Regions from separate parts of the Homo sapiens genome. Here all the other regions are linked to region 1. Evidence: chromatin contacts called from ENCODE Hi-C or POLR2A ChIA-PET data. All regions are on one chromosome and are shown on one strand. Each heading gives the region's core, a stretch centred on a gene start or an enhancer-like site at or near the end of the contact. The rest is flanking DNA. Distances are from core to core; before and after follow the strand shown.

Region 1 (3,703 bases), core at 603-3,102:
AAAGCTTTTAGGCCATGGTAGGGAGTAACATGATTTGATGTCAGTTTTAGGAAGATTATTCCAGCAGCAATAAGAAGGGTGACTTGGAGGGAGCAAGTCTGGGGACAGCAAGACTACTGTGAAAACAAAGCCACATTTCCACTTCCTTCATCATGTCACTCAAGGTGCTAGTTATAGTTCCTTTTTACCAACCTCAAAAGGGAACCATCTTTTAAAAACTACTTAATTCATGGACAAATGTTATAGGATATAAGTTCTTTAGAATCTTATGCCCTGGAAGGAAAGATGCATGTTTTAGAAGCCCATGGAATTTTTCCAGAATTTAATGTAGGAGATCAAAGTTTGGGTTATACTAATTGGGCTATCAATTATATCTTGGTCTCTTTCTGTTTCTGCTTAGGACTTCCAGTTTATTCTATACTGCATCCGAGCTCTTTTTATTTATTTGTGGATGCCGTCTTTTTTTCTCATTGTTTTAGAGTTTTTTGTTTGTTGGTTTTAGCCCTTTTTCCCTAGAGACAGAATGGCAGTTGGAGGGAAAGAATAACATTAGGTCCTTTGGCACAAAAGCCCTTTTCCCTAGGTGTGTGCTGCTCTTGAGGGAAATTAATCTGATCCCAACCAATTTAACTCAAGGGAAGGCATCTTTGATAACAAACATTTGCCCTGATCTCTTTGGCTTCCAGTATTAACTGCCGAGTAAATTCTATTGGATAGGAGAAATATGGGTATGTGACTCTTCTCTGCTCCATTTCACTGGAAACTGCTGTGCAAAGCTAGTAAGAGTCAATCAGTCTTTCTACTGACTTGTCATTACTGAGCTCCCTTTTCGTGCCTTGCACAGTGCTTGATTCTTGGGGCAGTACAACAGGAGAGGAAAGGTGAGTCTTTTCTTAGAAAGGGCTTACAAGATGGAGTGTGAGTTTGGGAAATGCTTTTCCTAAAACCATGTCTGTGAGACCTAAGCATACACAACAACAGCTGGTTCATCTATAGAATGGTTATACTGTGTTAACCCTTGATGCTTATAAAAAGTTTTTTAACGTGTCATCAGATATATCCAAGGAATTTCAGATGTCATTCTGCCAGGACTCCTCCAGTGACCACATTAGAATTTTGGTCATTAACCATTGACCTTTAATCACAGTCCTTGAGGATAAAGATGATCTCATTCTTTGTTAACAGAATCATTTATCTTCCTCATGTGTATAATTTTAGGGGTATATTAAACCAAAAGCAGGCACTAGATGGAAACTATGTTATCCCCAAAAGTTCTAGAAAGATACAAATTGTCCATTCCTTTGTAAAGCAACTTTAGTTATACATGAGAGTTTGGGACAGACTCTTCCAAATGAGTAAATCATTTTGCCTAAATGGCAATATATCTCATATCTCATTGTGCCCCCCATTTTGCTATTTCATATGGCAATCTTCATTCTCCATAGATCTCATTTAATTCCTTTACACATTCTGTTAAACATTATTTGATGCAGAAGACTCATAGCAGATCTGACCACACAGTTATGCTCTAGAACTTTGACACAAACATGGCCTTTAATTTTAAAGCAAATGCTTGTCATGCTAACTCCTCTTTTCTACTTGCTCATTGTGCCCTAGAGCCAGTGGCCCTCTAATGATAAACTCAGCATGTGAGCCACGTTGAGCTCTGCCCTTGACTGTACAAGAGAGTTAATTATATCGAGCACCCAGCTCACTCCCTGGCACGAGGCAGGCTCTGAACAAATATTTTCTGGAAGAATGAATGATTTCAGACCCTCGAATGACAAACTGAGGAAGAGCTGAGGTTTTCATTCGTGGTTTCAGTTAATATTTTTTGAGAGAAACCTTGTTCTAAGAATAGCAGACCCAATTCCTCTTAACCAGATGCACTTGGGATTCCCCTGCTCTCGGTCTCCTAAGGAACAGACCTCACCAGCCACAGTCCTTGTCTCTGACTTTAGCCCAGTTCAGGACTAGTGTATGGGTGGGTCTGTGGTGGCATGGAAGTTATTAGTAAAGAGAAAGCAAAGAAGGAACAGAAACATAAGCTCCCTTCCTTCCGTCTTTTTGTCACTATTTTACTCTATCACCACTTCCCTAGATTGGTTCCCACTCCCACTTCATCCTACCTTACTCTCCTCGTTCCTCTGCAGAAAATTCCAGGAGAGCAGGTTTTCCTCTGAAATTTAGATAAACCTCTCATTCACTGCTGGTGGGAATGCACAATGGTACAGCCACTTTGGACGCAGTTTGGCAGTTCCTTATAAAACTAAACATACTCTTACCTATGGTCCAGCAATCACACTCCTTGGTATTTACCCAAATGAGTAGAAAACATACGTCCACCACACAAAGACCTGTATACAGATGTTTAGAGTGGCTTGATTCATAGATGCCAAAATTTGGAAGCAACCAAGATGTCCTTCAATAGATGAATGGATAAATAAACTATGGTACGTCCAGGCGATGGAATATTATTCAGTGCTAAAAATAAATGAGCCATCAAGCCATGAAAAACATGGAGGAAGCTTAAATCCATATTACTAAGTGAAAGAAGCAAATCTGAAAAGGCTCTATATGGTGTGATTTCAACTGTATGGAATTCTGGAAGAGGCAAAACTATGGAGACAATTAAAAAAAAAATCTGACTGGGCATGGTGGCTCACACCTGTAATCCCAACACTTTGGGAGGCCAAGACAGGAGGATTGCTTGAGCCCAAAAATTCGAAACCAACCTTGGCAATATAGCAAAAACCCCATTTCTATTAAAAAATAAAAATAAAAACAGAAAAAGATAAAAAGAAAAATAATCAGTGATTGCCAGAGGTTGTGGAGAGAAGGGGGTGAATAGATGGAACACAGAGGATTTTTAGGACAGTGAAACTACTCTGTATGATACTACAGTGGTGAATACATGTCATTATACACTTGTCCAAACCCATAGAATGTACAAAACCAAGAGTGGATCTTAATGTAAACTACAAACTTTGGATGATAATGGTTCATTGATTAACAAATGTACCACTGTGGTGGGGGGGGTGTTGACAGTGTGCTTGGGGAGTGTGCAGGAGGTGGCACATGGCAACTCTGCACTTTCTGCTGTGAACCTAAATCTGTTCTTAAAATATAAAGTCCATTAAAAAGGATAGATAAGCCTTAATTTAGCCCTTTATGTATAGGAAAACCTATTGTTAGCACACACTTGCCTAGTTTAAAGAGGAGTGGAGAAGACTGGAAAGGTGGAGAAAGTGTAGAGGGAAGCCTTGCAAAAACCTTAGGCGGCTTCCAACACAGGTGAGTAGGGGGAAAGCTGCAGCCTGTGTTGTGTTACTCCTTGGTCTATGGAAAAGAGAAACTTACTGCCAATAGTGGAAAGGCAAGTAGGCTGGCTGGTCCCTCATACTGGGAAATAAAAGGAAATAAGAGATGTATCCCGTGGTTGGAGGCCTTGCCCTCCATATTGCTGGTCATTCTTCCTGCACACTTCCACTGGATTCCCAGGTCCACAGTTTCCACATTAGACGAAGCATGGAGATGAAGCCATTTGCATTAGAATAATCTGGAAATACTTTATAAAAATTCAGGTTCTCAGGCCAAGCTCCTGCAAAACCAAATTCAGTCATTTGGGAGAGGGTCCAGGAGTCTGTATTTTCAAAAACTTCCCAGGAATTCTGGTGTGCAGCCAGGCATCAGAACCACAAAA
Region 2 (3,703 bases), core at 648-3,147, 61 kb before region 1:
GATAGAGAGAGAGAGAGAGAGAGAGAATGTGAACAAGAAGGAAGCTGCAGTGATTTTTAGGATCTAATCTCAGAAGTAACGCATCATCACTTCTGCCATATTCTACTGGTCACATTGACCAAGTCTGATACATTATGGGAGAGGACTACACAAGTTCATGAGTACCAGGAAAGATATCACTAGGGGCCACCTTGGAGGCTAGTTACCACCACCATGTGATGGCACTTTCAAATTAGGGTAATTTGTGAAATTTCTCATGCACACGTGAGTGGATGTGTATGAACAGTTTGTTTTCTTACAAAGGGACAATTTACAAAGATATGTGCAGGGATTAGGCAGACCACAAAGGGATCATGCAAGTTCCTAGAGCTCGAAGGAGAAAGAATTGTGGAGTGCAGGGCCACCTTGAGAGGAGTCATGCTGGGAGACACACACACAGCTATGTGCTGGAGCCACCTCATAGGACACATGAGAGCTGACTGCATCTTTTCCCAACTTGTATTCAATGATGTCACACTGGTAGCCTAAAATCGGTCATGGTGGGAATACGGTACCATGGTAATCAGCAAATACTGTAAACCAGAACTTTTTTTTTTTTTTTTGCAGAAAGCCAGTTAAACATTTACTAGCACACCACTAGGCATAGACAGACTGAAGCAACCTCTTAAGGTGGTAGCTAAGAGAACTCACACCCAGACCCTACTCTCTCAAGGCAGAGGGAGGACGAAACTCAACCAGGAAGCCAGAGAACACAGGAGCCACTCTACATGCTCTACACAAACCATCCCCTGGAAAAGATAGCAGGGTACAGACTAGAACCGCATAGTAAGGCTACCTATCATGAATGCACTCCTGCCTGGGTGACAGAATGGCTCTCCAGTGTCTTCTTCAAGCAAGTGTGTCGACAGTGATTCAAGTAACTGAAAGAGAAACCAACAAAGTATCATTTGTCGCAATATCTCAATTATTCTCTTTTAACCATCCTTATCACTCTTGATTTTCCACATCAGTGGGGGGAACTTTGGCAGACAATTGAAAATATCACGTTTTCCGGTCAGGTCAGTGAATGAGTTTTGCTTTGTTTTGGTTTTTATAAACAATGGAAACTGACCCTGGCTAAGTTAAGAGAGAAGAGAAAGATGTGGGACAGCTCCCAGAATGAAAAAACAACCTGAAGAGTGAGACTCAGAAAGAGCAGCCCTGGGGTAGAAAGTGGTTGATGATCTCTTCAGAGCATCATTGTTGAAATCCTGGTCCTTTTTTTTTTTTTTTTTTTTTTTTTTTTTACACAGTCCTTGACTTACCCTGCTCAAGATACACTAGTCTAGAATAAAATTTGATTGGCCAACTCTCTTGGCAAGAAGCAAGTTTCCTTAACTAGCAGTCCCACTGGGACTGCCACAGTGAGGAGCCATTAGTTCCCAACAAGCAACTCACAGTGCTCTTAGAAAGAGGAACAGGAGCTGGGAAGCCAAGGAGCAGCAAACGTCCTCAACAATCTGGGACACGACCTTGCTCCAAGGTCCCTCCTAAGTTGCAGGTGGAGGGGAGCAACATTCAGACCAGTAAACTGGAAGTAATTGAGAATTAGTTGTTCTTTTAAAATCTTCAGGCATAATGTCAATAATTCAGAATGCCATAGAATCTGACATTAGAAGAGTTAATGTTTAAAAATCAAAGGTATTAACTAAACATTGGAACTAAAATAAATAGGAAACTGGAAGAAAAGCTGAAATGTGCTCCTGTATAAAAGGAAAATCAAAGCCACTGTTGTGCCATATCTGATGACCACATAAGTATGTAAGCATTGTGAGTTTGTATGAGACTTTCTGGTACACATTGGTTGTAAATATGAGGTCAGAGAAAATTCTTGGCTTCGGCAGGACACAGTGGCTCAAGCCTAGGAGGCCAAGGTGGGCGGATCACATGAGGTCAGGAGTTCGAGACCAGCCCAGCCAACATGGTGAAACCCCGTCTCTACTAAAAAAACAAAAATTAGCCAGGCATGGTGGTGCATGCCTGTAATCCCAGCTACTCAGGAGGCTGAGGTATGAGAATCGCTTGAACCCGGGAGGCGGAGGTTGCAGTGAGTCGAGATTGCACCACTGCACTCCAGCCTGGGTGACAGAGTGAGGCTCTGAGAAAGAAGGAAAGGAAGGAAGGAAAGGAAGGAAGGAAGGAAGGAAGGAAGGAAGGAAGGAAGGAAGGAAGGAAGGAAGGAAGGAAGGAAGGAAATTCTTGGCCTTTAGGGCTGTGGGTCCCCCTGGTCTGCATTGTTCTGCTCTCTCCACTCCTCCAAGCCCTGCTGTCCTTCAAGACTCAGCCCACATGTTTTCCCTCTGAGTCTTCCTGGACCAAATCCAGCCCAATCCATGATTAGTGTTTGTCATCTATGCCTTGTACTTGGCACTTTTCAAATGTCCCCTTAGCTTGTTACACACATCTTAGGTATGAGTCCTGATCTTCATTTAAGGTTCAAGAATATTGGAGGCAGGATCTCTGTCTGACAATGATAAGTTGGCTGTTGGAGGTTTACTACAACTTTATAAAAACTTGATCTTTCTTTCTTTTTCTAGTTCCTCTTCTTCCTAACCTCAAAAATATGAACCTTCACAAACGCTTGCCCTTCTTCTCTCTTTTTTCTACCTCACAATGTTATGTGTTAAAGATTGATTAATGAGAGTATACATATGAAAGCCCAGGAAGGACTTAGGTGCAGATGTTTTAATTTTGTATGATGCCCTTCCCACTACAAGGTCCCCCAAGCACATGCACATCCCTGTAATGCTTACTAATATTGATAGTATTTGCCTCATGCTACATGTACTTTCTCAATGATCTCATCTACTTGGGTAGTTTCACTGTGATCTTTTAGGGGACAACTCCCCTTCTGCCTCCAGCTGACTCATCTCCCAGCCCCAGGCCTGTATTTCTGATCAGTTGTTCTGTATCCATCTCAGACTCAGCACATCCTGAATTGAACTTATCCTTCCATACAAGCCTAGTCCTTTTCTTCATGGAAGCACTGGATCTCAAGTCATAACTGTGCTAGATGTGAGTCATACTTGAAGTCTCAGAAACATTTCAGCTCCAGAATCCCCCTCTCACCCTCCCCTACCCAATATTGGTTGCCAAATCCTGGTTGAGCCTCCCAGTCTTCCTAACGTTCTATTTTTTCTGTATTCCCATGTCCGACCTTCATTAAATTTCAACTCCGCTCCCCCACAACCATAGATCCAAGCTTTTAGGCCTCCTGGTGTTACATGTCAACAAGCTATCCACAATTTGTAGCACCAACCAAGCTTTCTGGCCTCATCTCTTCTGTAATCCTCAAATCCAGTACCATCTCCTTATTTCACATTCCCAGAATACACCCTCCACCATCACACAATTAACTTGGCTGAAGCAATTTCCTTTGTCTTGAGTGGTCTTGCCACAAGGATCTTTATAATCCTGCATCCTCCAAGACACCTTAGAAATTTTACCAACTAAAATTAATTATTCCTTCTAATAGTAATAACTGCCCCTTATAGAGAACTGAATATGTGCCAGGGCCTTGACATACATCATCACATTTAATCCAGACCACAACCCAGCGAGTTAGTTATTATAGGTCCACAATCCCTTATCTAAAGCCATGAGGCCAGTTGTGCTTTCAAATTTAAAATGCCTTGTTTTTCAGAAGGGTAATACACTGGTATGT
Region 3 (3,703 bases), core at 416-2,915, 52 kb after region 1:
GTTTTTGAAAAGAAAATTATTCTTGGTGGAGGCCGTGGTGGCTGATCATGAAGAAGCTGCAGCCATGTGCGGTGGTGCATGCCTGTAGTCCCAGCTACCCGGAAGGCTGAGGTGGGAGGATCACTTAAGCCCAGGAGTTTGAGGCTGTAGTGTGTGATCATCATGCCTGTGCATAGCCACTGCACTCCAGCCTGGGTGACATAATGAGACCCTGTCTCTAAAAAATAAAAAAAAAGAAGCTGCAAAGATGACAAAGCTCCAGTCTCCTGGAGCTTACAGCATATGCCCCCCATCTCCCCTTCTTTCCCAAGCTGAAATGACTGCCATCCTGGAGAGGACCTCTGTCGAGGGCTCAATCTGCTCCTCTTGCGGGGCTTTTGCTCATTCTTCGGTTCTGAGAGGCTGGCTAGCTAAAGTGAGGACTAAAACAGGACTACATTTTGAGATTGTTCTTTCCAGTAGTAGAGTGGTTAAATAGTTCCATCAGCTTGTGCATTTCCTTCCTTATCTAGTGAAATACTTTGAAGAACATGATTTTGGACAGTGGTGGGTCTTTCCCTGGGCACATTCTGTAATATTTTCTTAATTCTTCATTTCAAGCTACAAGTGAGCCCAAATTCTTGGGAATGGATTAATGACAAAAATACATACTCAGTCTTGTATAATTGTTAAGAATTCCTTCTTAGCTGTGATTTTTTTTTTCGTGGAAAAGTCTTAGATGCCTAAATTTTATGTCACAGCTAAAACAAGCCATGTGGTGTGCTGATAAGGGTAATTTAACACCAAGTTAGCACAGGTGACACCATATGTTGCTGATTACTGACTTCTCCTTAAGGGTGTTCTTGAATTTTGTACTTGAAGTGTTTAATGATTTGATTTCTCCTTTTAAAATTAAGTATGTCTGTGAATAAGGCCAGGCGTCCCATGTAATCATGCCTGTAATCCCAGCACTTTGGGAGGCTGAGGCGAGTGGATCATGAGGTCAGGAGTTTGAGACCAGCCTGGCTAACATAGTGAAACCCCGTTTCTACTAAAAATACAAAAAATTAGCTGGGCCTGGTGGTGGGCGCCTGTAATCCCAACTACTTGGGAGGCTGAGGCAGGAGAATCGCTTGAACCTGGGAGGCAGAGGTTGCAGTGAGCCAAGATCGTGCCACTGCACCCCAGCCTGGGCGACAGTGCGAGACTCGGTCTCCAAAAAAAAAAAAAAAAAAAAAAAAGTGTATCTGTGAATAGAGAACTTGCCTTTCAAACCAGCATAGCTGTTCTTCAAGGGATTATCTCAAGCTATGAAAATGAAAGGGTTGTTTTAAAATTTATATGAAGATGTTGAGTGAACCCTGATATATAGTTTAGATTCTAGATTTTGCTGCAACGAACAGAAAACCTGACTCATTCACAATGTCTTAAACAAGTAAACGGTTATTTTCCTTTTATACCAAGAAGTCCAGAGGTGGGCATTCTAGGGTTGGTCAGTGGCTCAGAGATGCTATCAGAGACCCATGGTGCTGCTGCCTTTCCATTCAGCCATCCTTAGTGATCTTGTCCCTTTGAAGCCTCACGATGGCTGCTCTCCAGTCAGCATTGCATCTGCTTTCCAGGCAGGAAGGAGGAGAAGGGCAGATGGCAAAAGGCACGTACCAGCTGTGCCTGTTCTCTTTCAAAGAGCTTCCTGGAAGCTCAGTTCAGTGACTTCCGCTTACATGTCATTAACCAAAACTGTGTCACATTGCCACCCGTAGCTGGAGACAAGGCTGGGAAATGTAGTTTTGGCCGGGCACGTTGTCACCCTGAACACAATTGGAATTCTGTTGGAAAATATTTTAAAAAGAATTATGTGTCTGTTGTCTCTAAACTAATGGGACTCAGGAGGAATGAAATAAATGAACATTTATTGAAAATCTACACTGGGTGTTTTGCTGGGTTCTTTGAGTGCCTTAGCACTCTGAGAGATCATATACACATTGATGTAAAAGAATAAAGTAAGCTCAGAGTGCACATAAAGAGGTAAAAACACGGGGTTAATTGTATCCTTTGTGGGTGTGTTCTCTCAATTGATTTATTAAGCTTGGAATTAGTTTAAAAACTATCTTGAAACCCAGAAATTATAATGGGAAATTGTGACTAATTTAACCATATTCATATGTTGAAAGCCAGCATTCATAAATGAAGAGTTAGAGAGGATATTTGCAACACAAGTTGAAAAGTCTTAGTATTCATAATAGATTAAAAGCCTCAAATAATATAAAAAAGCTAACCCTATTAAAAAATAAAAAATATGGACAGGTAGATATTTCTCCAAAGACAACATACAGATAGTAAAAAATAAAGTTGGAAACAAATAATTAAATCAGTGCAAATTAAAAAAAAAACACTGAAACATCATTTTTTGATTCCCAGATTGGTAAATATTTTTTAAAATAGATAATAAGGATCTAAGGAGAAAAGGCACTTTTCATATATTTTGATAGTACTGTTGATACCATCACTTTGAAGAACAGTTTGGCAGTACCTGTCGATGTGAAATATACACACCCTTTGATTGTTTAACAAAGGCCGTTTAAACAGGCCCACTTATTGGGACAAATTTTACTTCTTGGGATAAATCATGCATTGCAATTAAATAAAAATGTGGAATAAGCTGAAATGTCCATCAGTAGGGACATGGTTAAATAAATTATGTTATGACCATACAATACAATTATTAACTAGAAAGCTGTTAAGTAACGACTTTGCAAAGTAATATGTATACTCTTTTTGTGACACCATGTCTCTTTCTTTTAAAAAAAATCTATGTATGCATATAAAGGAATCAAGGTAAGAGATTTGGTTATTTTTTACTTTTTATACTTAGGGGTTTGAATTTTTTGCTAGGTGAATTATTCTGTGTGTGTGTTTTGCAAGGATGGATTTCTATTTTTTAACCAGTAATGACTTTTTAAAAAGCAGAATATTCGAAAATAAAAGAACAGGCCACATGTGGTGGTTTTTGCCTGTAATCCCAGCTCTTTGGGAGGCCCAGGCAGGAGGATCACTTGAGCCCAGAAGTTCGGGACCAGCCTAATCAACATAGTGAGACCTCATCTTTATAAAGACATTAGTCGAGCTCAGTAGTGCATGTTCCTAGTCCCAGCTACTGGGCGGACTGAGGTGGGGGGATTGCTTGAACCCAGGAGGTCGAGGCTGCAGTGAATTGTGATTGTATCACTGCGCTCCAGCCTGGGCAACAGAATAAGACCCTGTCTCAATGTGAATAAATAAGATACTGTATAAATTCATGATTCTCATAATGCCAAAATTCAGATAGCGATTTTTATGACTTGTTTTCTGGGAGAGGTTGGGGAGCAAATGATATGGCGGGGAGAAAGTCTGGAATAATGAACAATCTGAATTCTAGAATATTGGAAAAGAAATGCTGTCTTCTTTTTTTCAATTACCTAGTACTCACCTGCATCAGTCAGGATAGGCTAGGTTAAATTGCAATAACAGGTAACTCTTAAATCTCAGAGGCTTTTAACCCAAAGATTTATTTCTCACTCATGGTCGTTGATTCTTGAGAGTTCTGTGTGATAGGCTAACTGAGGCTCTACCAACTTGAGCATTTCCACTCACCATGATAGGGGAAAAGATTTGGCAGGTCCTGCACTGGCTTTTAAAGACTTCTGTCACCCAGAAGTGACACACGTTTCTTCCACTTATTCTT

What was found. A loop is a pair of places that touch in the nucleus more often than their neighbours do. ChIA-PET counts read pairs that join two places held with the same protein, here RNA polymerase II (POLR2A). Pooled maps may share reads with other maps.
Region 2: a loop to region 1 is called in a map of pancreas, with 4 times the contacts of the local background. The contact joins two enhancer-like sites. A Hi-C loop is called at or near these places in 6 of 168 maps with a recorded cell type or tissue (CD14-positive monocyte, CD4-positive, alpha-beta T cell, PC-9 and 2 more), 14 of 37 single-sample maps with no recorded cell type and 5 of 50 pooled maps. POLR2A ChIA-PET finds 5 or more read pairs at or near these places in 3 of 52 experiments (MCF 10A, Panc1 and naive thymus-derived CD8-positive, alpha-beta T cell).
Region 3: a loop to region 1 is called in a pooled map, with 2.3 times the contacts of the local background. The contact joins two enhancer-like sites. A Hi-C loop is called at or near these places in 3 of 168 maps with a recorded cell type or tissue (Caco-2, gastrocnemius medialis and psoas muscle) and 2 of 50 pooled maps. POLR2A ChIA-PET finds 5 or more read pairs at or near these places in 1 of 52 experiments (activated T-cell).

The regions. Positions count from the first base shown.
Region 1 is chr13:51,560,424-51,564,126 of GRCh38, forward strand. No RefSeq gene overlaps it. Among named protein-coding and RNA genes, the nearest start is that of MIR4703, 9.7 kb to the left of the region's middle. Within about 2 kb of position 1,853, at least 3 of the 41 ENCODE cell types and tissues checked have a DNase peak (open chromatin) inside an H3K27ac peak, as active enhancers do; they include CD14-positive monocyte, where a contact is called at or near this core.
Region 2 is chr13:51,499,499-51,503,201 of GRCh38, forward strand. No RefSeq gene overlaps it. Among named protein-coding and RNA genes, the nearest start is that of INTS6-AS1, 48 kb to the left of the region's middle. RefSeq lists an enhancer at 3,002-3,151. Within about 2 kb of position 1,898, at least 3 of the 41 ENCODE cell types and tissues checked have a DNase peak (open chromatin) inside an H3K27ac peak, as active enhancers do; they include CD14-positive monocyte, where a contact is called at or near this core.
Region 3 is chr13:51,612,991-51,616,693 of GRCh38, forward strand. All of the region lies in intron 1 of WDFY2 (WD repeat and FYVE domain containing 2), which reads left to right. Among named protein-coding and RNA genes, the nearest start is that of WDFY2, 30 kb to the left of the region's middle. RefSeq lists enhancers at 1,396-1,455, 1,486-1,575. Within about 2 kb of position 1,666, at least 16 of the 41 ENCODE cell types and tissues checked have a DNase peak (open chromatin) inside an H3K27ac peak, as active enhancers do.